2 separate regions of the Homo sapiens genome follow, and region 1 is linked to region 2. Evidence: read pairs that join two places in POLR2A ChIA-PET (ENCODE). Cell type or tissue: Panc1. All regions are shown on one strand. Links, peaks and the distances in the headings refer to the core of each region. The heading gives the core; the rest is flanking DNA. Region 1 overlaps ANKHD1-EIF4EBP3 (ANKHD1-EIF4EBP3 readthrough). Region 2 overlaps NRG2 (neuregulin 2).

What was found. ChIA-PET counts read pairs that join two places held together with the same protein. Peaks named below come from ENCODE experiments on the same cell type or tissue, not always from the same donor. Only the 100,000 strongest peaks of a DNase experiment are listed, where the experiment ranks them.
Region 1: POLR2A ChIA-PET joins it to region 2 with 7 read pairs; 2 of 35 experiments call an interaction of 5 or more read pairs at or near these places.

Annotation. Positions count from the first base shown.
Region 1 is chr5:140,405,838-140,422,358 of GRCh38, reverse strand. The region is part of intron 1 of ANKHD1-EIF4EBP3 (ANKHD1-EIF4EBP3 readthrough); the gene reads right to left. All of the region lies in intron 1 of ANKHD1 (ankyrin repeat and KH domain containing 1), which reads right to left. Among named protein-coding and RNA genes, the nearest start is that of ANKHD1-EIF4EBP3, 12 kb to the right of the region's middle. RefSeq lists an enhancer at 15,218-15,718. In Panc1, for the core only: no CTCF peak of the experiment used is centred there; no DNase peak of the experiment used is centred there.
Region 2 is chr5:140,026,369-140,041,077 of GRCh38, reverse strand. The region is part of intron 1 of NRG2 (neuregulin 2); the gene reads left to right. Among named protein-coding and RNA genes, the nearest start is that of NRG2, 9.6 kb to the left of the region's middle. In Panc1, for the core only: no CTCF peak of the experiment used is centred there; no DNase peak of the experiment used is centred there; H3K27ac peaks cover 642 bases.

The DNA.
Region 1 (16,521 bases), core at 6,411-8,910, 380 kb before region 2:
GAGGTCAGGAGTTTGAGACCAGCCTGCCCAACATGGTGAAACCCCATCTCTCCTAAGAAATACAAAAAATTAGCCGGGCGTGGTGGTGGGCGCCTGTAATCCCAGCTACTCGGGAGGGTGCGGTAGGAGAATTGCTTGTACCCAGGAGGCGGAGGTTGAAATGAGCCAAGATCATGCCACTGCACTCCAGCCTGGGCGACAAGAGTGAAACTCCGTCTCAATCAATCAATCCACTCTAAAATACCAATCAGAATTCTTAAACTACCAAGGACTCTAACCTTTAAAGGACATAATTCTGTTATGCAAAATGTGAGTTCATGAAGAAGTCCTACCCCAAATTAACCAAGATTTTCTTCTGTAGAGAATGAGTGAATAATTTCAACAGATCAGCAACAAGGAGATATATACAATAGTACTCGTGATACTATATCATCATATAATTCTAAATTCTGTTGAGGGGTTGGTAATAGGTCAAATCCATGATTTTAAGTATAGCCTCAAATAATGGTCTCTTCAAACTAAAAGAAAATAAACTTTTCATTGCTAACCTATCAGTCAAGTCCCAAGTAAGACAGGTACCAAAATATAGTACAGACTCTTATTGTTCACTGAGCTGAAATAATTAGTAACCTAACAAAACTAGAAGCATTAGAGCAAGTGATAAGACTGTGACAATACTGGCTTGGAAGTCAAACTGTATGTTACTTAAACATTGAATTTACACCTCCTTAAGCAGGTGTTACGAGATGCAAAAACTCGGCCGGGCACGGTGGCTCAAGCCTGTAATCCCAACACTCTGGGAGGCCAAGGTGGGTGGATCACTTGAGGTCAGGAGTTTGAGAGCAATCTGGCTAACATGGTGAAACCTCGTCTCTACTAAAAATACAAAAATTAGCTGGGTGTGGTGGCCGGCCCCTGTAATCCCAGCTACTCAGGAGGCAAAGGCAGGATAATCGCTTGAACCCAGGAGGCAGAGGTTGCAGTGAGCCGAGATCACGCCACTGCACGCCAGCCTGGGCGACAAGAGCGAAACTGTCTCAAAAAAAAAAAAAAAAAAAAAAAGTAAAAACTCTAATTACCATGTTTTATAGTTTATTCCAATTATCCATTTGTTTGTTGCCCTGGAAAAAGAAATTCTGTCCATATTCTTCTTGGAGACTAGTCCACTCAGAAGACAACTACCCAAACCAACCATCTCCTTCCTCTTCGGTCTTACCTCTTCTAAAACATATACTCAGGCTTTGTGAGAGAGGGGATGCACAGGGTAAACGGGTTAAAAAAAGGAAAACAAACATTGATACTACAACTTGTTCTCCTAGCAGTCTGGCAAATTTAAATTACATGGTTTAAATTACATGAATTTCTCCCCACCTACAGCATATAGAAAGGTACAGAAATTTCAAGAGCTAGAATGTTATGGAAGTGGGAAGGAGGGGGTTGAATCATTTGTCTATTACCACAAATTCTGCATCATATTAAACACCTCCTACTATACCTCTCCTAAAGACCACATCAAGAGAACAAGAATATAACCAATAACCAATAACCCAGAATAACCAAAACAACAATGAAAAATAACAAAGTCAGAAGACTTACACTTTCTCATTTCAAAACTTACTGCAAAAAGCTACAGTAATCAAGACAGTGTGGAACTGGCATAGGGAGACATATAGATCAATGAATAGAACAGACAGTCCAGAAATAAACCCTCACACGTAGTCAACTGATTTTTGAAAAGGGTGCAAAGACAATTCAAGGGGGATAGAAATAGTCTTTTCAACAAATTATGCTGAAAAAACTGGGTATGCACATTCAAAAGAATCAAGTTAGACCTCTACCTCACGCCTTATATATAAAAATTAACTCAAATTGGATCAGAGACCTAAATGTAAGAGCTAAAACTATGCAAGTCTCAGAAGAAAACAGGCATAAATCATAAATCTTTGTCATCTTGGATTACGCAATGGTTTCTTAGACATGACAACAAGAGCACAAGCAAAAAGATAAATATATAAATTGGGCGTCATCAAAATTTTTAAACTTCAAGTGACACAAGAAAGTGAAGACAAGACTGGGTATGGTGGCTCATGCATATAATCCCAGCACTTTGAGAGGCCAAGGCGGGAGGACTGCCTGAGGCCAGGAGTTTGAGACCAGCCTGGGCAAAATGGTGAGACCTTGTCTGTACAAACAGTAAAATTAGCTGGGCATGGTGGTGTGCACCTGTAGTCCAGCTACTTGGGAGGCTGAGGGGAGAATTGTTTGAGCCTGAGAGGCTGAGGCTGCAGTGAGCCATGATGGAGCAACTACATTCCAGCCTGGGCAACAGAGGGAGGGAGACTGTGTGGAGAGGGGAGGGGAGGAGGAGCGGAGGGGAGGAGAGGGGAGGGGAGGGGAGGGGAGGGGAGGGGAGGGGAGGGGAGGGGAGGGGAGGGGAGGGGGAAGGAAGGACAGACGGAAGGAAGGAAGGAAGGACAGAAGAAGAAAGAAAGAAAAGAAAGAAAAAAAGAAAGAGAAAGAAAAAGAAAGAAAGAAAGAAAGAAAGAAAGAAAGAAAGAAAGAAAGAAAGAAAGAAAGAAAGAAAAAGAAAGGAAAGAGAAGAGAAAAGAAAAGAAAGAGAGAGAGAAAGAAAGAAAAGACAGGCAGGAGAATCACTTGAGCTTAGGAGTTCAAGACCTCAAGACCAGTCTGGGCAATATACTGATACTCCATATCTACAAAAAAATTAAAAATCAGCCAGGCACAGTGGTACATGCTGATAGTCCCAACTATTCCAGAAGCTGAGGTTGGAGGATCACTTGAACCCAGAAGTTTGAGGCTTCAGTGAGCTATGATTGGGCAACTACATTCCAGCCTGGGTGACAGAGTGAGACCATCTCAAAAACAAAAAAAAAAAAAAAAAAAGAAAGAAAGAAAATGAAGACAACTCACAGAATGGGAGAAAATATTTGCAAATCATGGATCTGTTAAGGAACTAGCATCCAGAATTTTTTTCCTAAAACAAATTTAAAAAAGAAAAGAAAAAACAAACACATAGCTATAAAAAAAACCCAATCAACAGGAAAAATATTTGAATAGATATTTCTTCAAAGATATACATATGACCAATAAGCACATGAAAAGATGCTCAACATCATTAATCATTAGGGAAATGCAAATCAAAACCACAATTAGATACCACCTCACACTCACTAGAATGGCTGTAATAAAAAAAAAAAAGAGAGAAAAGAAAGAAAAATAACAAATGTTAGTGAAGATGAGAAGAATGGAACTCTTGTACATTGCTGGTAGGAATGTTAAATAGTACAGCTGCAGAGAATTGGCAGTAGGACAGGTATGATGGCTCATGCCTATAACTCCAGCACTTTGGGAGGCCAAGGCAAGTGGATCACTAGAGGCCAGGAGTTCGAGACCAGCCTGGGCAACATGGTGAAACCCTATCTCTACTAAAAATACAAAAATTAGCCAGGAGTGTTGGCACATGCCTGTAATCCCAGCTACTCGCGAGGCTGAGGCACGAGAATCACTTGAGCCCAAGAACTGGAGGCTGCAATGAGATATGACTGCCCCACTGCACTGCAGCCTGGGTGACAGAGCAAGACTCGGACTCAAAAGCAAAACAAAAAGTATTGATACCTGCTACAATATTGTAGAAATCTTTAAAACAATATGTTAAGTGAAAGAAATCAGGCACAAATAACCACATATTATATGATTCTGTTTATACGAAATGCCCAGATTAGGCAAATACATACAGACAGAAAGTGGATTAGTGATTATGAGGGGCTGGGGGAAGGTGAGAATGGGAAAAGACTGCTAAGGAGTACACGGCTTCTTTTGGGAGTGATAAAAGTGTTTTAGAATAGTTAGTTGATGGTCATACAACTTTGTGAATATATTAAAAACCAATGGGCCAGGCGTAGTGGCTCACACCAGTAATCCCAACACTTTGGGAGGCCAAGGCAGGAGGACTGCTTGAGCTCAGGAATTTGAGAACAGCCTGGGCAACATGACAAAACCCTGACTCTACAAAAAATACAAAAAACAAATTAGCCACTGTAGTGGTGCACATCTGTAGTCCCAGCTACTGAGGAGGCTGAAGTGGATCACCTGAGCCTGGGGAGGTTGAGGCTGCAGTGAACCGTGACTGTGCCACTCTTAACTCCAGGTTAGGTGACAGTGAGATCCTATCTCAAAAAAAAAAAAAAAAAAAAGAAGGCTGGACCCGGTGGCTCACGCCTGTAATCCCAGCACTTTGGGAGGCCGAGGAGGGCAGATCGCCTGAGGTCGGGAGTTTGAGACTGGCCTGGACAACATGGTGAAACCCCATCTCTACTAAAAATACAAAAAAACTAGCCGGGCGTGGTGGCAGGCACCTGTAATCCCAGCTACTCGGGGGGCTGAAGCAGGAGAATTGCTTGAACCCAGGAGGCGGAGGTTGCAGTGAGCCAAGACTGTGCCACTCCACTCCAGCCTGAGCGACGACAGAGCGAGACTCTGTCTCAAAAAAAAAAAAAAAAAAAAAGACTATATGGGAAAAGTTCCTTGTACTATTCTTACAACTTTCCAGTAAGTTTGAAATTATATCACAATAAAAAGTAACTGGGTTGGGTGCAGTGGCGCATGCCTGTAATCCCAGCACTCTGGGAGGCCGACGCAGGCAGACTGCTTGAGCTCAGGAGGTTCAGGACCACCAGCCTGGGCAACATGGCAAAGCCCATCTCTACAAAAAATACAAAAATTAGCCAGACATGGTGGCATGCACCTATAGTCCCAGCTATACTTAGGAGGCCGAGGTGGGAGGATGGCTTGAGCTCTGGAGGTGGAGGTTGCAGTAAGCCAAGATCGTGCCACTACACTCAAGCCTGAGTGACAGAGACACTGTCTTTAATTAATTATTAATTAAATTAAAAATTTTAAATTAAAAAATTTTTTAATTAAAAAAATGTTTAATTAAATAAATAAATACATAAATAATAACCAAAAAAAAAGAGAATGTATCCACTACTGTCCCTTTTGGGATTTGCTCCTTTGTCATAATGATAACTACAGGTTCATTTATCTAAGTTTAATACCATATTGAGATAATTTTTCCAAGACTGAGCTCATATCTAATCATATAAAGGATAAAGAATATTCTTTCTAGCATTTAATCAATATACGACATATCCTGATCACTCACAAATTAGTCAATATGAGGATAAATCAGGAAAAAATAAGGATTATATTTCAAAAACATATACTCAAAGTAAACATCCCATGTTATTTTGGGTTCAATGGCTTCAGGGAGAACATCAGTTGACTGAGTCTGGCAGCCTCTCCATCATAGATGCTTTTTAATATTTTGTCCAGATCAAGTCCTTTGATTTGCTAATAATTATTATAATAAAACAATTACATAAAATTTGTATTAAAAGTTTTTCTCATCCAAAACAATCTATAGATTCAATACAATCCCTATTGAATCTCAATGGCACTTTTTGCAGAAATTAAAAAAAAAAAAACCCATCCTAAAATTAATATGGGATCTCAAAAGACCCAGAATAGTCAAAATAATCTTAAAAAAGAAGAACAGGTTAGGCATGGTGCCTCACACTTGTAATCCCAGCATTTTAGGAGGCCAAGGTGGGAGGATCACTTGAGGCCAGGAGTTTGAGACCAGCCTGGACAACATAGTAAGACCTCATCTCTATAAAAAATTAAAATTAAAAAAAAGAACAAATTTGAAAGACTAATGCTTCCTAATTTCAACTTACTATAAAGCTACAGTAATCAAAAGAGGATGGTGGCAAAGAGACAGACATATAGACCAATGGAATAGATCAGAGAGTCAAGAAAGTAAACCCACTTATATATGGTCAATTGATTTTTGACAAGGATGCCAAGGCCATTCAATGGGAAAATAATGGTCTTTAACAAATGGTGCTAAAAAACTGGATATCCACAAGCAAAAGCATGAAATTGGACCTTACCTTATACCATATACAAAAATTAACTTGGCGATTCCTCAAGGATCTAGAACTAGAAATACCATTTGACCCAGCCATCCCATTACTGGGTATATACCCAAAGGATTATAAATCATGCTGCTATAAAGACACACGCACACGTACGTTTACTGCGGCACTATTCACAATAGCAAAGACTTGGAACCAACCCAAACATCCATCAATGATAGACTGGATTAAGAAAATGTACCACATGCACACCATGGAATGCTATGCAGCCATAAGAAAGGATGAGTTTGTATCCTTTGTAGGGACATGGATGAAGCTGGAAACCATCATTCTGAGCAAACTATTGCAAGGACAGAAAACCAGACACTGCACGTTCTCACTCATAGGTGGGAATTGAACAATGAGAACACTTGGACACAGGGTGGGGAACATCACACACCGGGGCCTGTCGTGGGGTCAGGGGAGGGGGAAGGGATAGCATTAGGAAATATACCTAATGTACATGACAAGTTAATGGGTACAGCACACCAACATGGCACATGTGTACATATGTAACAAACCTGCAGGTTGTGCACATGTACCCTAGAACTTAAAGTATAATAAAATAAATAAATAAATAAATAAAAATAAATTTTAAAAAATTAACTCAAAATGTATCAAAGGCGGCTGGGTGCGGTGGCTGAGGCCTGTAATCCCAGCACTTTGGGAGGCAGAGGCAGGCAGATCACTTGAGGTCAGGAGTTCAAGACCAGCCTGGCCAACATGGCAAACCCCCTATCTACTAAAAATACAAAAATTAGCTGGGCGTGGTGGCGTGCACCTGTAATCCCAGCTACTTGGGAGGCTGAGGCAGGAGAATCGCCTGAACCCAGAAGGTGGAGGTTACAGTGAGCCGAGATCGCACCATTGTACTCCAGCCTGGGCGACAGAGCAAGACTCCATCTCAAAAAAAAAAAAAAAAAGAGGTATCAAAGGCGTAAATTTAAAAGCTTAGACTATAAAACTCTTTTTTTTTTTCTTAAGACGAAGTCTCGCTCTGTCACCCAGGCTGGAGTGCAGTGGCAAGATCTCAGCTCACTGCAACCTCCGCCTCCCAGGTTCAGCAATTCTCCTGACTCAGCCTCCTGAGTAGCTGGGATTACAGGCAGGCACCACCATGCCCGGCTAATTTTTGTATTTTTTAGTAGAGATGGGATTTCACCATGTTGGTCAGGCTGGTCTCAAACTCCTGACCTTGTGATCGGCCCGCCTCGGCCCCCCAAAGCGCTGGGATTATAGGTGTGAACCACCACGCCTGAAAATCTTCATGACACTGGAGATGGCAATAATTTCATGACATCATAAGCATACGACAAAATAAAAAAACAGATAAATTAGGTTCATCAAAATTAGAAACTTTTTGTTCATGAAAGGACACTACAGCAACAGAATGAAATGACAAGCTACAGAATGAAGGCAAATATTTGTTAATTATGTATCTGATAAGGGATTAATATCCAGAATATATAAAGAATTCCTACAACTAAACAATAAAAAACAAACAACACAATTTTTTTTTTTTTTTGAGACAGGGTCTCACTCTTGTCACCCAGGCTGGAGTGCAGTGACAGTGGCAGTCACAGCTTATTGCAGCCTCGACCACACAGGCCCAAGCAATCCTCCCACCTCAGCCTCTTGAGTAGCTGGGACTACAGGCATGTGCCACCATGCCTGGCTAATTTTTTTTTACTTTTTGTAGAGACAGGGTTCCCTATATTGCCCAGGCTGGTTCTGAACTCCTGGGCTCAGATGATCTTTCTGCCTCAGCCTCCCAAAGTGCTGGGATTACAGGCGTGAGCCACTGTGCCTAATCGGCAATACAATTTCTTTTTAAATGTACAATGGATTTGAATAGACATTTCACCAAAGATACAGAAATGGCCAATAAGCATATGAAAAGATGCTTAACACTACTAATCATTAGGGAAATAACAAATCAAAACCCCAATGAAATACCACTTCATACCCATTAGAATTGCTATTATCAAAAAACAAACATAAATAACTGTTGGCTAGAATATGGAGAAATTAGAACCCTTCCTTGTGCTTTGCTGTTAGGAATGTCAAATGATATAGCTGATATAGAACACAGTATTGCAGTTCCTCAAAAAATTAAAAATAGAATTACCATATGATCCAGCAATTCCATTTCTGGGTATATACCTAAAATAATTGAATGCAGGCCTCAAAGAGATATTTGCATATCTATGTTCATAACAGCATTATTCATAATAGCCCAATGGTGGAAGCAATCCAAGTGTCCATCAACAGATGAACAGATAGACCGGGCACAGTGGCTCACACCTGTAATCCCAGCACTTTAGGAGGTCGAGGCGAGTGGATCACATGAGGTCAGGAGTTTGAGACAAGCCTGGCCTACATAGCAAAACCCCATCTCCACTAAAAATACAAAAATTAGCCAGGCATGGTGGCACACTCCTGTAGTCTCAGCTACTCGGGAGGCTGAAGCAGGAGAATCACTTGAACCCAGGAGGTGGAGGTTGCAGTGAGCTGAGATCGTGCCACTGCACTCCAGCCTGGGTGACAGAGCAAGACTCCATCTCCAAAAAAAAACAAAACAAACAAAAAAACCCAAATGAACAGATAAATAAAATATAGGGAGTGTGCATGTGTGTACATATATACACACACACATACATATACACACACAATTGAATTTAACTTTAAAAGAATAAAATTTTGACACAAGCAACAACTGGATTAACCCTGAAGACATTATGCTAAGAGAACAAAGCCAGTCACAGAAGGACAAATACTGCATGATTCCAATTATATAAGTAGTAAAATTCATAGAGAGAAAACGTAGAATGGTAGTTGCTAGGGGTTGGGGGAAGGGAGAATGGGAGAATTATTGTTTAACAAGTACAGAATTTCAGTTTGGAAGATGAGAAAGTTCTGGAGATGGTTGATGGTGAAGGTTGCACAACAATGTAAATACACTTAATGCCACTGAACTGTACATTTAACATACATGTACAGTGGTTAAAGTATAAATGTGATTAAAATGGTAAAGTTTATGTTATATATACATATTCTACCACAATTTTAAAACAAAAACAAAAAAATGGTTAAAATGATAGATTTTATGTTATGAATATTTTACCAAAATCTAAAAAACAAACTCGTTCTCAATCTAATTGTCCTCATTGTAAATTTTTAAACACATCAAACTTACCTTGGCAACTTAATAAACTGTTTTCTTGTTTAACTCTTTGGTTCTTAGTTGGTTCTTAGGGGTAACCTCTAGGGATATACTTGCCTTTCTCTTTTCAAAATTGCATACTAATACAGATGAATCAATCACTAGCATACAGTGGGATATCTACATTTTTTAAAAAAACATCCTTTCTACTACTGAAAACAGTATCTATTCAGTAAGTGGAAAACTTTGTGAGAACAGAAGTCTATGTAGCAGAGGAAGAGCAAAATGTGCTCTTCCACAAATAGTTGCTAAATTTCAGTCCAACAAATTTTTTTATATACAACCTTACTTTCTTCCTGGTTTAGGTAAACTTGGCAGGAAGAAAGGTAAACTAGTCAATCATCATAAGTCAATTGATCTTTACTCACAGGAACCATGCACTGTCTGTAACTATCAATAGAAAAGCAGATTACAATTTTTACAAAATAATTGGAATATAACAATATTGTAAAACAAATATTTCCCATATTGGCAAAGCTGCAAAGTTGGGCATATGCCTTTCTATTTCAATGGTTTTAATTATTTCTTAATCCTTTTTAAATGAATAATGAAAGACCTGAACTTTCCAATTAAGTTCATTACAAAATTTCTTTAGAATAGTGCTCCCCCTATACTCTAGTGGTACACTCTCTTATGCTGATCTACATGACAGTAATTTCATTAAAAAATATAAAACTTTTCCGGCCAGGCGTGGTAGCTCATGCCTGTAATCTTGGCCCTCTGGGAGGCCACTGCAGGAGGATCCCTTGAGCTCAGGAGTTTGAGACCAGCCTGGACAACATAATGAGACCTTGTAACTACAAAAAAAATAGCCGGGCACGGTGGCTCACGCCTGTAATCGCAGCACTTTGGGAGGTGGGCAGATCACAAGGTCAGGAGTTTGAGACCAGCGTGGTCAACATGGTGAAACCCCATCTCTACTAAAAATACAACAAATTAGCGGGGCATGGTGGCACGCACCTGTAATCCTAGCTACTTGGGAGGCTAAGGCAGGAGAATTGCCTGAACCCAGGAGGCGGAGGTTGCAGTGAGCTGAGATCCGCCACTGCACTCCAGCCTGGGCAACTAAGACTGTGTGTCGGAAAAAATTAATTAATTAAATTTAATTTAAAAATTAGCAGGGTACGGTGGTGTGCGCCTGTGGTCCCAGACACTTGGGAGGCTGAAAGGGGAGGATCGCTTGAGCCCAGAAGGTCAAGGCTGCCTGAGCCGTGATTGCGCCATACGATCGTGAGCCACTGCACTCCTGCACCACCGCACTCCAGCTTGGGTGACATAACGGGACCCTGTCTCAAAAAAAAAAAAATTTAAAAAAAGGCCAGGCACAGTGGCTCAAGCCTATAATCCCAGCACTTTGGGAGGCTGAGGTGGGCAGATAGTCTGAGGTCAGGAGTTCGAGACCAGCCTGGCCAACATGGTGAAACCCCATCTCTACTAAAAATACAAAAAAAAATTAGCTGGGTATGGTGGTGGCCGCCTATAATCCCAGCTACTCAGGAGGCTGAGGCAGGAGAATTGCTTGAACTCGGGAGGCAGAGGTTGCAGTGAGCCAAGATTGCACCATTACACTCCAGCCTGGGCAACAGAGTGAGACTCCGTTCTCAAACAAACCAAAAAAAAAACAGCCAAAAAAAAAAAAAAACTTTTCCAACAAGATCAACTATGGATTATAAACTATAATAGTTTGAAAGAGGCATTTATAAGCAACTAATTAAACTCATTAATATAATGCATCAAAAGAAAGTTAGGAGAATCTGGAAGGTAGGATAACTAGAATGGGAATCAGATGGCCTATTTTTCAGTCTTGACTGCTACATATTAACTGTGTGATCTGGGCAAGTCATTTAGCTCAACAGTTCCCAGACTTCTGAGGCTTTTATCCAGGGTCCCAAATGAAGTTTCCAGTTGATATTCTGTTAAGTACAGATAGTTTTAAAAATTCATTTTGTAAAAGTAGGAAGAGTATTTGTCAAAATAGAAAAAAGTGGGAAAAAATAGCTTCATTAGAAATTCACTACATCCTGCTTATTTTCTCCATTTTACTTTACATCTGTGAAAACTTCAATAGGAACTAAACAATGATTTATTTAAAAAACAGCATTTGGTAACCAAAAACTACATATTTCTTAATTTGAAGCAAAATAACAGTATGGGCTCTAAATTCAGTATCACATTCAAATCCCACCTTTACCAGTCACTAGCCATATAACATTTTAACCATTTTTTTGTTTTTTAGATTCATTACTCTAAAAACTCTCTGAGCCTACACTTATTCATCTATAAAAATGTAGATAATACCTACCTCAAAGGGGTGATGAAACGATTAAATAAAATAACGAAAGTATCTAGTACGGTACTGGTATATAATAAGCATTCAATAAATGGTAGCAGTTACCTAAAAATGAGATGAGATAGGATTATCACCAAGATTCTATGACTCTATAGACAAGCAATAGGAGAGGGAAATGTGATCAATAAGGTCTGTGAAGACAGATACATTGAAACAGTTCCTTTATAGTGGGTTTAAAAAAAGAATTGATTTTATTTATTACAACTTTAGTTCTGAGAAAGTAAATTTGGCCAAAAAAAAAAATTTGGTAAACTTGTCATTTATTTTGTTTACTTGCCAATTCAAGGCTAAAACTGTTTAAAACTGTTTTGCTTTTCTTTAAAGTAACATATTTTATTTATATTAGTGATCACTGAATCAGAAGGCCAGAACTGATTTTGAATTCATCTAGTCAATCAGCACTCTACTAACAAATAGACTCAGAAAGGAATGTGCTTAAACTCACCTCCATCCTTCATTCATAACATAATTTATCACTTTAATTTTTTAAAAAAGTCTAAATCCTTCTCAAATTTACCATTTAAAAATTTCACATAAATAGCATCTTACCATCTGTGTAACAGTAGGGAAAATACACATAGTTGTATTTTCATAAAGAAATTCTGAAAGGCTATATAATACTTTTATTAAAAGTATAAAGAGCAAGATATGTGGGAGCAGGGTGAGATTGAGACTTCACTGTATCTGCCCTTATATTACTTTGACTTATGAACTATATGAATGTAATTATCTATTGAAAATATACTAATAACAACAAAAACCTCTCATACTTAAAGTTTCCCAAAAAGTTTTCCTCCACCCATACTAATCAACTCTGCATCAACCCCACCATTCACATAAATATACTTATCAATGCATCATTTTATATGTAAAGTCTTAAGGCTTTACATCATGAAGCTTGTGAAAGGTTGATATTTGTGCAACATACAAAAAATTGTGGCTGGGCGCGGTGGCTCACACCTGTAATCCCAGCACTTTGGGAGGCTGAGGCGGGTGGATCACAAGGTCAGGAGACCGAGACCATCCTGGGTAACACAGTGAAACACCGTCTCTACTAAAAATACAAAAAATTAGCCGAGCGTGGTGGCACGGGCCTGTAGTCCCAGCTACTCAGGAGGCTGAGGCAGGAGAATCACTTGAACCCAGGAGGTGGAGGCTGCAGTGAGCCGAGATCCTGCCACTGCACTCCAGCCTGGGTGACAGAGCAAGGCTCCTCTGACTCAAAAAAAAAAAAAAAAAATTGTTACAGTAATAACATATAATTCTTTTTATTCAATAAGCATTTCCAAAGTCTCCAAAATTAGCCCACTAGAATACAAAGTTATATTTCCTATGTTATCACTACAAATGATAATTTATGGAATAAAGCATTTCTACTTTGAACAAACTGGAAGTCCCCATAAAAGTTTTTTAAAAATTCATTTTCATGGACAACTGAACTTTTTGAAAAATAATATATTTTAAGTGAAAGTTCCCCAAAATGATACATTTACCATAGAAAATTTACAGCAGTGCATGCTAGTTTTATATTAAACCTTTCAGTACCTTCTATTTCTCCCTTGTTCAGGTTATAAGCATAAGTCCTGAAATGCTATTAAAAGCAGTGACTCACCTTGTTTACCTTAAGTTTGAATACAGAGTATAACAAAACTACCATTCCTGACAAGAGTGGCCTCTAGACCGGTAGCTCTCAACCAGGAGTGATTTTGTCCCTAGGAGACATTTGGCAACGTCTGAACAATTTTTGGCTATCATAATCGGGTTCTACTGGCATCTAGTGGGTAGAGGCCAGGGATGCTTCTAATGCACAGGAGAGCCCCTCACAACAAAGAATTCTCTGTCCCAAAATGTCTATATGTTGCTCTTGAGAAACTGCTCTAGATTATAGATCATACTAGCCAAGTATTGTGGTGCACACCTATAGTCCCCTGTAGTCCTGACTACTTGGGAGGCTGAAGCAGAAGGATTGCTTGAGCCCAGGAGTGGGAGACCACATAGAGTTATGACCATGCCACCGCACTGTGTAGCCAGGGCAACAGCCAGCCTGGGCAAAAAAGCGAGACCCCCATCTCTCAAAACACATAACGGTAAAAAAAATTTAATTAAAAATTAAAAAACAGATTATATATAGATCATAAACAATCTTAAAGGATATGACCCAACTCCTTACCTACTGGAGAAAATCAGGATGGGATTTCTGTATGACTTTTGCTTTTGATGTTAAAAGTAATTTTCAGGGAAAAAGGAATCCCTACAAAGCTTGTGCTATATTTTCAGAGCTAAATACAATTTCTGCGTGCTTTTATATAATTGTAAATACAGCACCTGCTTCAAGAAAAAAACCTCAGTGTGATATAAAGCTACACTTTTAAATTTGATATGCCTTTAAAGTATGTGTATATGAACATATATACATATATACATAGAAAGATAGGCCTAGAAAATTTACTGAATGAAAAATTTTAATATTGGTTACCTTGAAGGGTAGAATTTGAAGAATTAATGGGGGTGGGAAGAAGCACTTTTACTTTTCCCCTTATACCTACTATCTATATTGTTGAGTTTTTCAACAAGTAACTATTTTGTAATAATTTTATTATTTTCTAATTTTTTGAGATGGAGTCTTGCTCTGTTACCCAGACTGGAGTGCACTGGTATGATCTTGGCTGACTGCAGCCTCCGTCTCCCGGGTTCAAGAGATTCTCCTGCCTCAGCCTCCCAAGTGGCTAGGATTACAGGCGCCTGCCACCATACCCAGCTAATTTTTGTATTTTTAGTAGAGACAGGCTTTCACCATGTTGGCCAGGCTGGTCTCAAACTCCTGACCTCAGATGATCCATCCGCTTTGGCCTCCCAAAGTGGTGGGATTACAGGCGTGAGCCACCGCGCCCGGCCACTTTTGTAATAATTTTAAAAGAGGGCCGTCACACACACACATACACACACAAACACACATATACACACACATTCATTCTTACGACAAAAATTGAAAACCATGTCTCACACAATCTTTTCTTTAGAAACTGTATTTTTATTTCGATTTGCTAAAAAAATTAAAAGACCACAATTCTAAAATTAAAATTTAAAAATTGGTTTTTCGGTCAGGCACAGTGGCTTACAACTTGTAATCTCTGCATTTTTGGAGGCCCAGGCAGAAGGATCCCTTGAGGCCAGGAGTTCAAGACTAGCCTGGGCAACATTTTTTTTTTTTTAAATCAGGTGGAGTGGTGGAGTACACCTCTAGTTAGACCTAGCTCTTTGGGAGGCTGAGGCAGTAGGATTGCTTGAGCCCAGGAATTCGAGGTTGCAGTGAACTATGATCATGCCACTGCATTCCAGCCTGGGTGACAGAGCAAAAGCCCATCTCTAAAAATAAATAAATAAATAAAAATAGGCTGGGTGTGGTGGCTCACACCTGTAATCCTAATCTCAAAATAAATAAATAAAAATTTAAAATAAAAACCATTTTTTAAAGTGGTTTTTTTTTTTTTTTTGGAGATGGAGTCTCACTCTGTCACCCAGGCTGGAGTGCAGTGACGCGATCTCAGCTCACTGCGACTTCTGCCTCCCAGGTTCAAGCAATTCTCCTGCCTCAGCCTCCTGAGTAGGCTGAGATTGCAGGTGCGTGCCACCACGCCCACCTAATTTTTGTTTTTTAGTAGAGATGGGGTTTCACCATGTTGGTCTGGCTGGTCTCAAACTCCTGATCTTGTGACCCACCCACCTCGGCCTCCCAAAGTGCTGGGATTACAGGCGTTAGCCACCGCACCAGGCCTAAAGTGGTTTTTAAGAAATTTTTAACCTAACTTCTATTCTGAACATGGATACATTTCTTAATAGGATTCAATGCAGTGCTAGCTCTTCTAATCAAGGGCTTCGATAGCTAAGAAACATGCTAAGAATGCCTGAAGAAATACGAAGCAGGTATTTACCCCAATGTTTAAAATAACAAAAGGGCCAGGTGGGTGACTCACGGCTGTAATCCCAGCACTTTGGGAGACCTAGGCGAGCAGATCACCTGAGGTCAGGAGTTCGAGACCAGCCTGGCCAATATGGTGAAACCCCCATTTCTGCTAAAGATAGAAAAATTAGCCAGGCATGGTGGCACGCACTTGTAATCTCACTACTGAGGCAGGAGAATCACTTGAATGCAGGAAGCAGAGGTTGCAGTGAGCTAAGATCGTGCCAGCCTGGGCGACAAGACTCCATCTCAAAAAAAAAAAAAAAATGTACTGAAAGATGTGAGTCCATTCCTCTAACCAAAAGGTCTTTTGCTTGGCCAGCAAGAAAGAGTAGCTTGTTTTTTCTCAGCTCTTGGCTCTGATATTAAATATAAAGAGGTCCTTAGAGGGTCTACTCCTCTGTACACAAAATGTAGAAGACCAACTAATTCTAGAGCAAAAATACTAGGGCTCCACATTTCTTATTTCTCACCTAATCCTGCCCCATTAGAGCAACAAGACAAACTTCACTCCCAAACTACACACCAATTCATCATCTTTTTGGATGTCTAGGTACTTGTTTCTAAAATAATTTATTTTTTTTTTTTTTTGAGACAGAGTCTCTCTCTGTCACCCTGCCTGGAGGGCAGTGGCGTGATCTCGGCTCACTGCAACCTCTGCCTCCTGGGTTCAAGCGATTCTCCTCCCTCAGCCTCCTGAGTAACTCAGATTACAGGCGCCCTCCACCAAGCCCGGCTAATTTTTTGTTTTAATAGAGACAGAATTTTGCCATGTTGGCCAGGCTGGTCTCTAACTCCTGACCTCAGCTGATCCACCCGCCTTGGCCTCCCAAAGTGCTGTGATTACAGGCGTGAGCCACCATGCCCGGTGGTTATAAATATTTAGGAAAAATGAAGGCCAGGCATGGTGGCTCACACCTGTAATCCCAACACTTTGGGAGACCAAGGTGGGAGAATCACTTGAGGCCAGAAGTTTGAGACCAGCCTGGCC
Region 2 (14,709 bases), core at 5,064-7,563:
ATACCTATGATTTTTGGAAGCTTTCCTCCCCCACCCCCTTCAGGAGGCAAATTTTAGGAGTTTAGTGATGGGAGTATATCTAGACACTAACTATGTTAAACTGTGATCACTTTAATGAGAAGAATCTTGGCAATGTCTTAATAAGGAGGGGAAAACTTTGGGGGATAACAGCAGTTTATCGCTCTGACATTATCCTTAGGAATATTGTTGACTGCTTTTTATTATTGGTTTTATGTTCTGAAATGTTTTATAAAGACAAGTAGAGACCAGCTAAGAATTTCTAATTTTTTATTCTATTAAGTATTTTGATACTTGGGGAGTATTAAAATACTCTGAGATGCCTTGGGGAGCTGTGAAACAGTATTGTACAGTGGAAAATAGATAGTAAAAATATTTATTGAATCTTGTCCAAGGACAGCTTCTGTTTGGTTGTTGGTGAGTTGCTCCTGCATTTGCACAGTGTACATCTCCACATAATCCCTAGTCTGGGCCGCTGAGGACTTGATGGTCTTTGTCAGATAACCCCATAGAGTAACTGGCTTCTCTGCTCCCTTGTCTCCCTCCTCCTACTTTCTCCTTCCCCCAACACAATACACCTTATCAATTACACATTGTTTGTTCTAGTGGGTATTCAGTAGCTTAACAGTTGAATGCAGAAATCATGAAAGATTTGAGGGGCAGAAATATGGTCTGTTTCTAGGTTATGATCATCTCATATTATCAAAATAGCATGTGTAGTATAGTTCTTAAAAAGATACATTTAGAACTGCAATCACTGGTAAAGGAAGGGCCCTCACATATCACAAATTATCAAGGATCAGGAATGTGTATGGCAGTAAACATTTTAGAATGCAAAAAAAAATTGCTTTGAATTGATATTCAAAGGGAAGTATATAAATAGGTACCATTTTGGGGAGCCTTATATAAGGGGATTAGAAATTAAAGGACATATTTGTGAGACTTGTGGAATTGGTGATAATATAACAGAAGAGCATAAACTGCATTTTCTTGTTTTCTACTATGTGGTTAAAGAAAACATGTACTGGTAATGCTATATTAAATAAGGAAACAAAATCATCCTAACTAACCACAACACTGTCCTTGTGCTTAGCAGGAAATAACTAACAAATTCATTTTCTGTTTTCTATTCTAAAGAAAGCCCTCTGGGCCACAGGGTCATTGGGAACATTTTCTCCTTGGAGCAGATTTGCCCATTGCAAAATAGGGAAACTGGCACTTGGAAACTGTCGTCATGGCCGTTACATTGAGCAACTGAGGTTGCATTGTTGCTTTGTTTAGCTAGTTTCAGGTCTGAGTGTGTGTAGGTTCTGAGAGGTGTGGTTCTCTGGGAAGTCACCTAGAAAGCCCGTGGGTTTTTTTTTGGAGGGGGGCAAAATATGGAGGGATAATATTGTGTTTAAAAATTGGCCTCAGGAGCATCAATGCAGGAGGTCACACTGGACCTCTTCTTATCAGTCCTCATAAATGGCTCGTTTCCACCATGAAATGTTGACTTGAAGTCTGTGATCTAAGGTGGGGAAAGGTAGACAGGGGTCTTTCTGGAAGAGCAAGACCTGCCAGAGTGATATTTTTACATATCTAATGTGTATCATTTATCCAGAAAGAGTACATCTGGTGATAGAGTTGAGTAAAATCTTTGCATTTCTTAGAAGATTGCATTGTATGGAGGGAGGTGTTTTCTGTGCCTTCTGTGGAAAGGCGAGGAAAAAGAGTTAGAAAGGCCTTGCAGGGATTAGCAATTCTGTACAATGTTATAAAAACATCATGTTCTGCAAATAGTCCTGCATTTTAAAAGATGGTTGCATATATTTTGGTATAATTACACCCTATCTTGTTGTTTTCTTATATTCATGTTTTTAAGCAGTTTCCTTATTGAATAGATGCAGTAAATAGCATAAAAAATGAAGATCATTTCTTTCTTTGGGATTTCCTGATTAGCAGTTTTCCAGTGTATAGTGTACTTTGTTGCTACAAGGAAAGGTGTATTCCTAAGGATTTTTACATTCTTTAGGATAGTTTTAAATTAATGTGGCACCCAGATTCACATATTAGAGAAAGGTGGTTCACAAAATTCAGTATAGCAAAAGCGACTACATATTTTTTAAATGCTGTTTATTTAAAGAATCTTTTCTTCCCCAGCCAGCTGGAAACCCAGCTGTGCTGCAGCTTGAAGATGGGAAAGTGAAACTAGATTAGAAACTGACCAGTCCTAGTGATGAGGACAAGGCATGGTTGTAGATTTAACGATTGAATTACCACCCTAATGTCATTATTTCTTGTAGTGGCTGCTTTCCTCGGCAGACTGCATTCTTGGGGTAGGAACAATAGCTTATCTTTGAGGTCTTCTTTCTCCTAGTTCTCCTGCCCTGCCGCGTTTCGTACTTTGCCTGGTTTATAGAAGGACTCTCCATCAGTGTCATTTGAATGGATAAAGTCAAGTGAAGTTAAAGAAAGCCTCCAGATTAAAACTAAAACAATCTTAACTCTCTGACCTGTGACATCAAGTCCTGTGCTGAAAAGCTGAGTTTGATGATAGCCTTTACCTGTCGCTATGGGAACCTTTCTTCCGAAAGAATCATTATCAACTAGAGTACTTAACCACAATGTGCTTAATCATTGTGCTGATTAGTGTTAATGGGATTTGAGCACTGGAGAATAAAGATCTTGCTGGAAAAGACCCTCTTATTTTTTTTTCTTTTGGAAGGTAGATTACTACTTGCCCACCCCCAAATTTAAACAAAAATAAAACAACCGTCGGTTTGAATTAACAAACAGTTTGAGAGCTAGGGATGGTGGTATATTAACAATCTAGGTGACTAACTTCCTCTCGGCCCCTAATCAAAGCAAGTGTGCTTCCCCTTTACTATCCTGTTTTATCTAGGGCATTTTAATTTTATTTCCTAATATCAATTAGTTTTTTCTTTATAAAATTATATTTATATTTTTGGAGCTGTAGCACATTTATATGGCTCAAAATTCAGAAAATACATAAAAATATATGATGAAAAGTTTCCTTCTTAATCCCTGTTCTCAGCTACCCCGCTTTAAGGCTCTGTGGTAAAATATTCAGGAATAATTTATTCTTGAAGTGTGTGTTTCTCTAAAAACACAATGTTTTTCAAAGCAGTCTTTTTTTTTTTTTTTTTTTTGAGATGGAGTCTTGCTCTGTCGCCCAGGCTAGAGTGCAGTGGCACATTCTCAGCTCACTGCAACCTCCGTCTCCCTGGTTCAAGCAATTCTCCTGCCTCAGCCTCCTGAGTAGCTGGGATTACAGGCACCCGCCACCGCGCCCGATTAATTTTTGTATTTTTAGTAGAGACGGGTTTTCACCATCTTGGCCTGGCTGGCCTCGAACTCCTGACCTCGTGATCCACCCGCCTTGGCCCCCCAAAGTGCTTGGATTACAGGCGTGAGCCACCGCGCCCGGCCCAAAGTAGTCTTAAATTTTCTTTCAACAGAGGGAGAATGTTAATTTTGCCATTAAGCCAATTTTGTGGTAAATTCTTCCCAGGTAATACATATTTTCTTAACCTGGCCCAAGATCTTATCTACCTAGTTCCAGTGATCTCTGAGTCCTCTATCTCAAGTATCTATTAAAGGATCCTCTTTTCTCCTCAATACCTTACCTCACAAATATAATTCTGGACTCAGGAATGAAAATACCAACTTATTTTTCAGATACTTTGCCGTTAAGTTTTCCCTGACAATACATTGTATAAGTCTTAACTGGGATGCTCAAAGGAGAGATCCAAAGGTTTATCACTGAGATTTAGGGCTGCATCTCAACCCATACAGCAATTCTTATTGTTTCACACGCTTGGTGATCTCACAGTAGAGTCCATGTGGGAGATCACATGATTTCACAGACAAAAAGAGAAAACTCCACAGTGCATGATTGCTTTGATTTTCATTCAGAAGACAGAGACCGCAGTTGTCAATGAAGAGTTTGATTTTGACCATATTCATGCACAGCTGGTACAATCCCAGGGAATTTAGCTACCTGAATACTGTTCTGAAGTACGTTTAAAGTAACTGATTGGAACATAGTGTTAAAATTTCAGAGGATCAGGGAATTGCCATTTGGATACATAGGAAAAAAGTAAATATGCAAATATCAAAGCAGCAGAAGTCTTAACCCTCTAAGCGCTGTTTGCTTAGTGGCATTTGGCAATTTTGAAAATTTGTGAAAGGAATGGTGATATCAGTATCATTGAAGTTTCCCCAGTGCAGTTTTCAACAACTTGTTCTTAGATCTTTCTTTGCAAGATCTGAAGTGCTGTTAGTATAATTTGCACTAAAAGTAAAAGAAATTTCCCCCAAATTTTGTGTTTGGATGGATGGGTGTATATGGTGTGGGGATTTCTGTCTTACTTGTTGCTAGCAAATTAACCCTCTCCTCCCACTTACTTTTTCGAATTTGTACATAGAAATAAGTCCAGTTTATGAATTTCAAGAGATGATACAGGCAACTCTTTAGGAAACTAGGGAAAGTAGATGAATTAATCGGTAGAAGTGCTAAATTATGACAAGTTTGAACAATGACTTTTATATTTAATTAAAGTAGACTTCTTTAAAAACAGTAATACACGCAGATGAATCTTGCTGAACTAGAGCTCCATGTCAGGTTGTAAGAACTGAAGCACACATAGAGGACGATTAAAAGGTATTAGGATGACATGAAAGGACATTCTGTACCCAGGCAAAGAGCTAGGAAGCTTTTGCCAGTCTGGGGTCAAAAGACAAATTTGCACTTATGGAGTGTGATTAATTGCTGCTAATCAGCTATAATGTTTTTGATAATTATGAAATGAAGTTAAATTAAGGAGCCTTCCTTCTCTGGCTAGTTGGGAGAGTGTGGCATATGAGCTCCATTCTACAGTAACATTCCCTTCCCACTTTGTATATGCAGGAAGATCCAAATGGCCTCTCCAGGGACCTTCTCTGGGACAGAGGCCTGACACTTCCGGAGCCTGTCAGCTCTGCTCTATGCCTCTGTTCAGGACCTGATTGTGCTGCTAGCCTCCTGAGTGTGGGGCAGGACTGGTGGTTAACATTTCATTTACCCTTGCAGATGTTTCTAGAGCAGCAGAGGCACAGGTACTGTAGAAAGTTTCTGTATTCTGCAAGCAACGCAGACCTCCAAGATGTGATGATCAGATTACTTTTTTTTTTCTCTCCCCAGAAACAGAATCCACAGTGGTTCTGTTTATCATTCACAGTTTCCTGCCCTGTGCTGAGGACACTGGCTCCCTTACACCTTCTTTCCCTGATCTGTTATATAAAGACTGAGGATCTGTCTTTGTCCTTTATGCTGGGATGTTTTACTTGGTCTTGATCTTGATATTGATCCAACTAACAGAAGCCAAGCTGAATTGACATTCCTCAGAATTGAATGAGAGGAAGGTCACAAAATGGCTAAACATCTGGTCCAGCCCATGCAAAAGTCAGGACATCATGAATTCTATTGTGACAGTGATGCAATTTGGTATCCCAAAAGTTTTATTACAAAAATAACTTTCTTTTAATTCAATCTTTTCAATGTTTGCTTCAACAAATATTTAAATATATATTCTGTGTAAAGAACAAGTTACTTTAGAGGAGCTGCATCAGATACAGTCACCATCATTGATGAGCTTACAATCATATAACAGTAATTTAACTTAGAATATGATAAACACTGTAAAATATGCCAACATAGTGCTTTTGGGAGGAGGAGAAGAGTCAAAAAGGAAAGAAAGATAATATCTGGTTAGAAGATTAAAGAAAGTTTCTTGGAGAAGTAGTTTGAGAAGGGTTTCCAATAATCAGAGATAGTTGAGGTGAGAGTAGTTTGGGGATAGAGATGAATCAATTGATTATTTCATGCAGCAAGAGCAGCATTCTCAGTAGCAGAGGGGGGATGTTTATGGAATAATAAAAAACAAAAAACAAAATGAAAGGGGAATGAAAATGAGGAGCCTGGAGAGGTAGATTAGGGTGATATTGTCTTCCTTTCTTTGCAGAGATAGGGTTTCGTCATGTTGCTCAGGCTGGTCTTGAACTCCTGAGCTCAAGTGATCTTCCCACTTTGACCTCCCAAAGTCCTGGGATTACAGGTGTGAGCCACTGCGTCCAGCCTAGGGTGATATTTTAATCAGTCTTGAATGCTAGACTGATTAATTATTCTTAATTATGTAAGTAGTATTTGAAGGCTTAGGTTAAAAGTAACTCAGTAACATTTTGTAGTTCAGTGAATGGGTCTTGCACATATTTCGTTAAATTTAGCTGGAAGTTTCGTGGTTTTTTTTGCTATGGTATTCTATTCATGTTATTATAAATGGTATTATTCATTTAATTTCATTTTTCAGTTACTCATTGTAGTGTGTAGAAATATCATTGTTTTGTTTTGTTTCATATATTGACTTTGTATGTTGTGACCTGAATACATTCACTTATTTGTTCTATTAACTTTCTTTTTGTATATTAATCGGGATTTTCTATGTACATAATTGTGTGGTCAATGAAAAAAAGACATTTATATTTTCCTTTCTAATCTGTTTCTCATTTGTTTCTTTTTCTTGCCTTATTACACTGGCTAGGACTGCCAAAGTGCAATGTTGAATAGAAGTGGTAAGAGCAGACATTCTTTTTCTATTCATGCAGAAAAACATTCAGACTTTCATGATTAAGTATGATTTTAGCTAAAAGTTTTTCATAGCTGCCCTTCCTTCAGAAAAAAAAAAAAAGTCGACCCAAAACTGTGTAATGACTAAGAGCTTGAGCTCTGGATGGACCCGGGTTTAGAAACCATCTTTTGTGGCCGGGCATGGTGGCTCACGCCTGTAATCCCAGCACTTGGGCAGGCCAAGGCAGGTGGATCATGAGGTCAGGAGATCGAGACCATCCTGGCTAACATGGTTAAATCCTATCTGTATTAAAAATACAAAAAATTAGCTGGGTGTGGTGTGCCACAGGCCTGTAGTCCCAGCTACTGGGGAGGCTGAGGCAGGAGAATCACTTGAACTTGGGAGGCAGAGGTTGCAGTGAGCCAAGATCGCGCCACTGCACTGCAGCCTGGGTGATAGAGCGAGACTCCATGTCAAAAAAAAAAAAAAGGAAACCGTCTTTTGCATTTTCCAGCTGGGTGATATTGGGCAAGTTACTTTCTGCATCTTAGTTTCCTGTAAAATGAAGATAGTGATGGCACTTTATAGAATTGCTATGAGTATTAAATGTAATAATGCATGTAAAATAATTAACATATCACTTGATTGAAAAATGTTAATTATTAACCAATGTGAGCAGGAAGACTAGGTAAATGAAAATATTAAGTTCCAGAAGCAGACCAGGGGGAGGCAAGAGGAAACAGTTTTATGAACAACTATGTTTTTCACCCAGATATTCCCATTTGTTTCAACTTGAGAGTTATTGGGCTGGATCTGGTGGAGGTGGTGGTGAGAAGAGAATGGGTTATGTGTGTGGTCACATTGTGGAGACACCCTTGTGAGTCCCAGGATATGAATGCTCATTCTGTGGAGATCCCAAGTAGCCCACAGATCTTGATGTGCTCATGGGTACGTGCTGGTCAATTTTTCGAGAAGACTGAAGATAGATACTGTTTTTCTCTGTTTCACAAATGGGAGGACTAAGACCCATACTCACAGTGTCTCTTTCAAACTCCCATCATACTGGTGGGGTGAACCAAGTTCTGGAGTCCTGCCAGGATTGCTCTTTGACTTCGGTAGGTCTTATCTTACATTTTTACTGTTGTCAGGAGAAGTTGCTGAAAGTCCCTGGAAAATGGCTGAAAGCTTCCTTATTTTCAGATAGGGTCCTTGACTCATCCTGCTTTGATTTGGGGGTTTCCAGGGTTGGGAGTGGGTTCACACTGAATCATTCATCCTTTTCTTGTTTCTGTAGTGAGTTGTAATATATCTGGTGGCTTCCCAAGGTCAGAGGAATAGAGATGTGATCATGTAACAGGTGACATTTTTTGAGTTTGTGTGATTTTATTTTTATTTTAAATAATTAATTGATATGTGAAACCTGATGAAAGTATGAAACTTACTCTTTAAGTGTTTGTAGGACAAAGACTGCTAATTATTTTACATGCATGATCTCATTTAATACCCATACAATTATATTAAGTGCTATCACTATCTTCGTTTTACAGAAAATGAAAACACAGAAAGTAATATATTTGGGGGTTCTTCCTTTAAATATTTGTTGTTTATTATTACCCCTCAGGTCCTTGGCTGGCCATCAATCCCCTGACCTCAAGAAGTAGTGTTTATTTTTTCTTATTCTTAAAGTCCTAGTATTTGTGGCCTATATTATGTATATAACACTTATCATTTAATGCCACACATTGCTAATTATCTTTTGATGGGCCAGTATCTTATCTCGTTTACCTGGTGGTAAGATCTTTAGGGGCAGTAATTTAAAATATGGTGAAGTTAATATTTGATTGCTGGTATTGCCAAGTAAAAAGGGAGCAGTGGGAGCATTTGCTTTCTCTACTGCCCACTTTTTTCCTAGACACATTTCAAGATTCATCAAATGACAGCCCAGGCTAAGGGACAACCATGGAAAGTACCTTTGGACATTTTGATGAGGGCGGAATTTTGCTTCTTGGTCATGTTTCAGTTCTATTTTTTTTTTCTCTCAATAGTCCATAGTTTCTTTATTTTCTTGCAAGTAATTGTCCTCTTTTATTGAGTTTTAGAATGATTTCTAGGTACTTTTCCTCATGTATGTCAATATTTTGGCTTGTGTTCTTTTTCTGTGTTTTGGTTAGTTGGCATTCTGCAAAATTTACCAGTTTCACTTGCCACCTGAGCTTTTTGGATATTCCTTATTCTGGTCTCTCACTGGAATGCCTAGCTACACTCTTAATCTGGCCTGTTCATGCTTCAGGCTGAATACCTTCAGAGGTAAGAGGTATGACCAGGTTCCTTTTCTGTAGTAAGCTGAGATCACGAATTAGGAGTAGCACCTTTTTGCCTAGTAGACAATTTGGGGGCTTCTGGAGGCCAGTGCTGGTCCTTTGATCACTGGTTTTTGTTTTGAAAGGGGGTGGTGGGAGCTCAATCCTTTCTCCTAATGTTTCTCCTTTGGCATGTTCATTCTTACACCATTCCCTTGAAATGAGGCATTTTCTGCCATGTCTGCTTGGCTGAAGTATTGGGTAGGGTGTGGGCTTCTCCTCCAGCTCCAAGTTCCCAAGGACTGTTAGACACCACCTTTCAGAAGGCTCTGGCACTCAGCATCCTTAAGTCTGAGTCCCTTCCACTGGTGCCTTTGGCCATAGGTATGATCTTAATACAGCACCTTGCCGCACTTGCTTAGACCAGCAATAGATTTCTTAAGCACTGCCCCACTGATGCCTCTTTTCTGGAGTTACTTTGTATGGCTTTAGAGAGGAGGGTTTATTTACCAGTCAGGATCGAACAGGTAGTGATTAAGCAGATGATCTGTCATGTCTGAATCCCTGTCTCTGGATGAGAGAAAACAGCAAGGCTGCATCCAGGGCAACTTTTCTAGCATTGTTATTGGTTGATTTGATTTTAGGGGAAAAATAGTGAAAATAAAAATTTTTTTAAAAGAAAGAAAGGAGTCTCAGACCATTACAGGATCCGGTTGTTACAGGCTGAATCCAAGGCCCATAAGTGAAGAGTTTCTTTTAAAGGACTCTGGGACTTCCAAAGACAGCCTGTCAGACTGCTTACTGTTGGTTGGTTTCTTTTTCACAGTCTGTTTGTATGGGTTTTACTTCTGACCCTCTCTTACCTGAGGCTTCACCTCTCCCACTTCATCCCACCTGGCTTCCTTCCTTTCTGCTTAGGCCTGCTGATAGAATTGCTCTTCTCTGAATGTAACATCCGTTCTTCAGCCCCCATTGTCAAGAATCAGGAAAATTTCCAGAAATTTTTGGTATAAAATTCCCAACTCTTCCTTAGACCTCAGGTCTGACAGGCCTAATGGGGAGGTAGGCATAATCCTGGGATAGGATGAGGGTGGGACCAAATCCAGTAAATCTGGCTGAGTTTCCCTTAGGTTGGATTCTTTTGGACATAACATGGAGTTTTTTTTTCCAGAAGTCATCTTCCATAATTCTAGGTCTCATTTTCAAAAGGAATCCTTTCTCCAAAAAGGCTAGTAACATTCACTGGTCTCTTAGTAACATATACATTAAGTTGTCTTGGCCAAGTACTGACAGAGATTCCTTTCAGATGGCACCTCCAGAGCTCAGCCCAGGTGATTCAGGCCAATGCTAAGAAAATCCCACCATGTAGAGCCAAGTAGTATTACCATCTGGGCAGAGCCAGACACCACCACCTCTGAGAGAAAGGAGAAAGGTCTTTCTGCTGGAAAGAATCTAATTTGTAAGTTGAAGGGAGGCACATGGGTGGCTCCCAGATTGGAAGTGAGCTTTCCGTATTTGTTTCTTACTGTGTAAATTATCTGAGTAGGTTTCCACTGTGTATGGTTTACACTCAGTCAACTGAAAGGGCAAGCGGGAGCTGGAGCTGAGACTGGTTCCCTTGGAAGTGCTGTTTTCACCTCTGCCAGGCTTGCCCCTGCTTCACCTATGCCCACAGACAATGTGGGCTTTGCGCTTCTCCTGTGTGGTGTTACAGCCTCAGGGCCTCTGGTGAATGGTCTGCCTTACATCCAGAGCTTGTCGTACAGAGGTAAAAAAGTTAAAGGCATTGGTTTTGATTAGTTCTGTAAAGGGATCACCTAAAACTAGTGCATCCTAGGGAGCTCTGTCTAAAAGAAAACATTGAGTTGGTAAAGAGTCCCAGTGGGTTTGATGGGCTTCCTTGGGTCAAGGTCATGAACCATATATATTTTTATAAGTATAAGAGTTTACTTTTCTCATGTCTGAAGTTAAATAACAGCCTAATCCTTCCAGAGTAGGAGTGAGTGTTGTCATTGTAAGAGGGAGAAAAGGGCGATCAATAGTGCTGCTCTGTCCACATGACTCAGGGAGTAATCCAATGACATAACTCTCCATTCTAGGGTTCAAAGATTACTTTCTGTGGAGGAGTTTGCTACTAGCAATGTGGCTTTGGGAGGGGAGCCTTATGGTTGGCTTGCAGTTGACCCAGTCAGCCTTAAAATTTGAAGCTGGTTTGTGGATCCTGCCATGGGTTCCTCCAGGAATGCTGTCATAGTGTTTGGTTTTCTGACACACCTCTTTCCCCTCTCCCTTCTTTCTCAGGTCATTCAATCACCATGTCTTCTTTTGACCACTTTGTAGAGGGTACAGTCCCTTAGGGGTTGTCCTTGGTTCTCCTCTCAATTTATGAAATCTGATTTGAAGATTTCATCTGTTCATAGCAGAATGGTTACAGCTGCACGCTGGAGCTTTTTTTTTTTTTTTTGAGACAGAGTCTTGCTCTGTCACCCAGGCTGGAGTGCAGTGGTACGATCTCAGCTCACTGCAACCTCCGCCTTCCAGATTCAAGCAATTCTCCTGCCTCAGCCTGGAGCTGACTTTTAAAGGCGAGTCCTTACTCTGTGACTTACTAGCTGGATAACCTGGGGAAAATTAATGAACCTCTTTGTGCCTCAGGTTTCCCAACTATATTATGGGGCTCACAGTAATACCTACCTTATAGCATTGTGATGAACATTTGGTGAGTTACTCCACATGAAGTGCTTAGAGAACAGTGCCTTCTTATAGAAAACATTCAATGCAGGCTAGCTGCAATTACTGTCATGTCTGTCATTAGTGGAAAGAGAATGGCTTTTGATTCGGATGGGTATGTGACTCTGTTCCTGACTGTGTTTCTTACTCGCTGTGTGAACTTGGGAAAAGTCCCTTAATTTTTTTGAGTCCCAGTTTCTACCTGCCTATGGCAGTTATCGATTGTGGTATGGCAAAACACCCCAAAATGGAATAGCTTAACACAGCAACAGTTATTTGTTATAATCTCTCACAGTCCTGGGAATTGAGGGGCTCAGCTAGGAGGTTTAGTATCTTTCATGTATTTTAGTCAGATGGTGGCTGAACAGTCAGACACTAGTTGCGACAAGGTCATTTCAAAGTTTCTTCTCTGACATGTCAAGCATATAATTCTGGCTGGAATTTCATCTGGGAGTGTAGCCGGGTCTGAGGACCAAGGACCTTGCCTGGGTTTCCTCACAGTACCATGGCTAGGCCCAGGAATAAGCATCCCAAGAGAGGGCCAGATAAAAGCTCTATTGTCTCTTAGGGTCTAGCTTCAGAAGTCACATAGCATCACATCCACCACACTCTGCTTGTTAGAAGAGAGTTACTAAGACCTGACCAGATTCAAGGGGAGGAGAATTACACACCACCTTTTGGTGGAAGGACGGTCAAAGAATTTGTGGACATTACAGTTTGACCTCTGGCACAAATTATTTATATTCCTCACACATGAAAAATATACTCATCTCCACCCAAAACCTCCCCCTGGCCCCCTGGCCAATGTGTCATCTATTATGGCATCAGGCTCAGGTTCAGGAGCCAGGGTCTCATCGTCTCAATCAGGTCTATGTGTAGTTGAGACTCCTCAATGCAGTTCCGTGGGTATAGCAACTCGAGTACTGCTCCTCTTGATCTGAAGACTGTGAACTCAAGAGACAAGTTATCTGTCCTCCACACCAAATACAACACTGGGATAGATTTGGGATAACTACTACAGATGCCTGTTTTAAAAAATTGGTAACACTTACATTTTAAAATGACTATTTTTATTTTTTTCTTCAGATTTTGAAATAATTTCAGACTTATTATAATACAAGAAAGTTGCAAAAATAGTACAGAGTTCCTAAATACTCTTTGCCTAGCTTCCTCAAATGACACAACACGTAAAATGATTAAAACCAGGACATTAATAGTACGGATGCAATACTATTAGCTAATCTATAGACCTTATTGAAATTTTGCCAGTTGTCTTACTAATGGCCTTTTCCTGGTCCAGGACCCAATCTAGAATCCTACATCACATTTAGTTGTCATGTCTCTTTAATTTTCTATCTACAGTAGATGATTCCATTTAGAAAGGAGGGCAACATTAGTCGCTAGTCCCTAGCAGTTTTGAAATCCAGCCTGGCATGTGAGTAGGGCTCAGTCCTATTGCCTGGGAATGATTCTTCACTGTTTGTTGTTCTACCCTGTGGCTCCTGGTTCTGTCCTCTGAATTACTCTTTTTTTCCCATAACATGTAGCCTGTGTTTGCAGCTAAGCAGTTTTCTCAGCCTGCTTCCTACTTGTAGATGTCCCTTTTCATCCAAGCTGGTGATGTTCCTGCTAGTATAGTAGTCCCCCCAATCCATGCGGGATATGTTCCACCCCCAGTGGATGTGCGAAACCACAGATAGTACTAGGCCTTATATGTACTATGTTTTTCCTACACATACATACATATGATAAAGTTTAATTTATAAATTAGGCACAGTAAGAGATTAACAACACATAATAATAACAGAACAATTATAACAATATATACTGTAATAAAAGTTATGTGAATGTGGTCTCTCTCTCAAAATATCCTATTGTATTAAACCGTGGAAAGTGAAACCATAGATAAGGGGGGACTACTATATACTTCTTTTAAAAAGTGTATGGTTTTTCCGGTGAATCCTATTGGGGTTTACTGCCTTAGACAAAAGCCACGCCCACGAATCTTCTTAACATAAGCTCTTCTCTACTTTGAGTTCCCTCTGAAGCTGCAGTGGGATAATGCTCTTTAAGATTTGTAGAATTCCTATTATTTAATAGAAAGGATCTGTGGGGCACATTCTTAAGATCTATGGAGAGGCCTGGTGCAGTGGCTCATGCCTGTAGTCCCAGTACTTTGGGAGGCCAGGGCAGGTGGATTGCTTGAACCCAGGAGTTTGAGACCAGCTTGGGCAACATATGGAGACCTCATCTCTACAATTTTTTTTTTTGAAATTAGCCAGGCATAGTGGAGCATGCCTGTGGTCTCAGCTACTCTAGAGGCTGAGGCAGGAGGCTCACTTGAGTCTGGGAGGTTGAGGCTGCAGTGAGCTGTGATTGCACCACTGCACTCTAGCCTGGGGGACAGAGTGAAACCCTGTCTCAAAAACAAAAACAAAAAAGACCCACGGAAGGACTTTTGTTTGTCTCAAACATTCTTCGAGGCATTGCCTTTGATCTTTCCGGGGTCTTAACAAAAGATATAATTCAAAAATTCTCAAACTGAGCTCAATATCTTCTTGCCATACCCTGTTATGTTTAGGACACTCCTATCCTAAATAACAGCATTTATCTAGTCTTCCAAGCTGTTAGAAATGTCAAAATCATCTTTGACTCTTTTTTCACTCTTATCCTCTGTATAGAGGACATTGACGAGTCATGACAGTTTTTACTACTGCAAAGTCTCCCCAATCCAATTCTTTTCATTCATGATGCTCTAGTTGGAACTTTTATTTTCTTTCTTTCTTTTCTTTTCTTTTCTTTTTTTTCTGGAGAAGAGATCTTACTGTGTTGCCTAGGCTGGAGTACGGTGGCTGTTCACAGGTGTGATAATAGCATACTACAGCTTGGACCTCGTGGGCTTGAGCAATCCTCCCACCTCAGCCTCCCAAGTAGCTGGGCCTGCAGTCATGTGCCACTGTGCCTGGCTTCTAGTTGGATACTTACATCTCACCTAGCCTGCCTTAGCGGCTGTAAATGGAATTCCCTAGTTTCAGACTCTCTGTTCTCTTCTA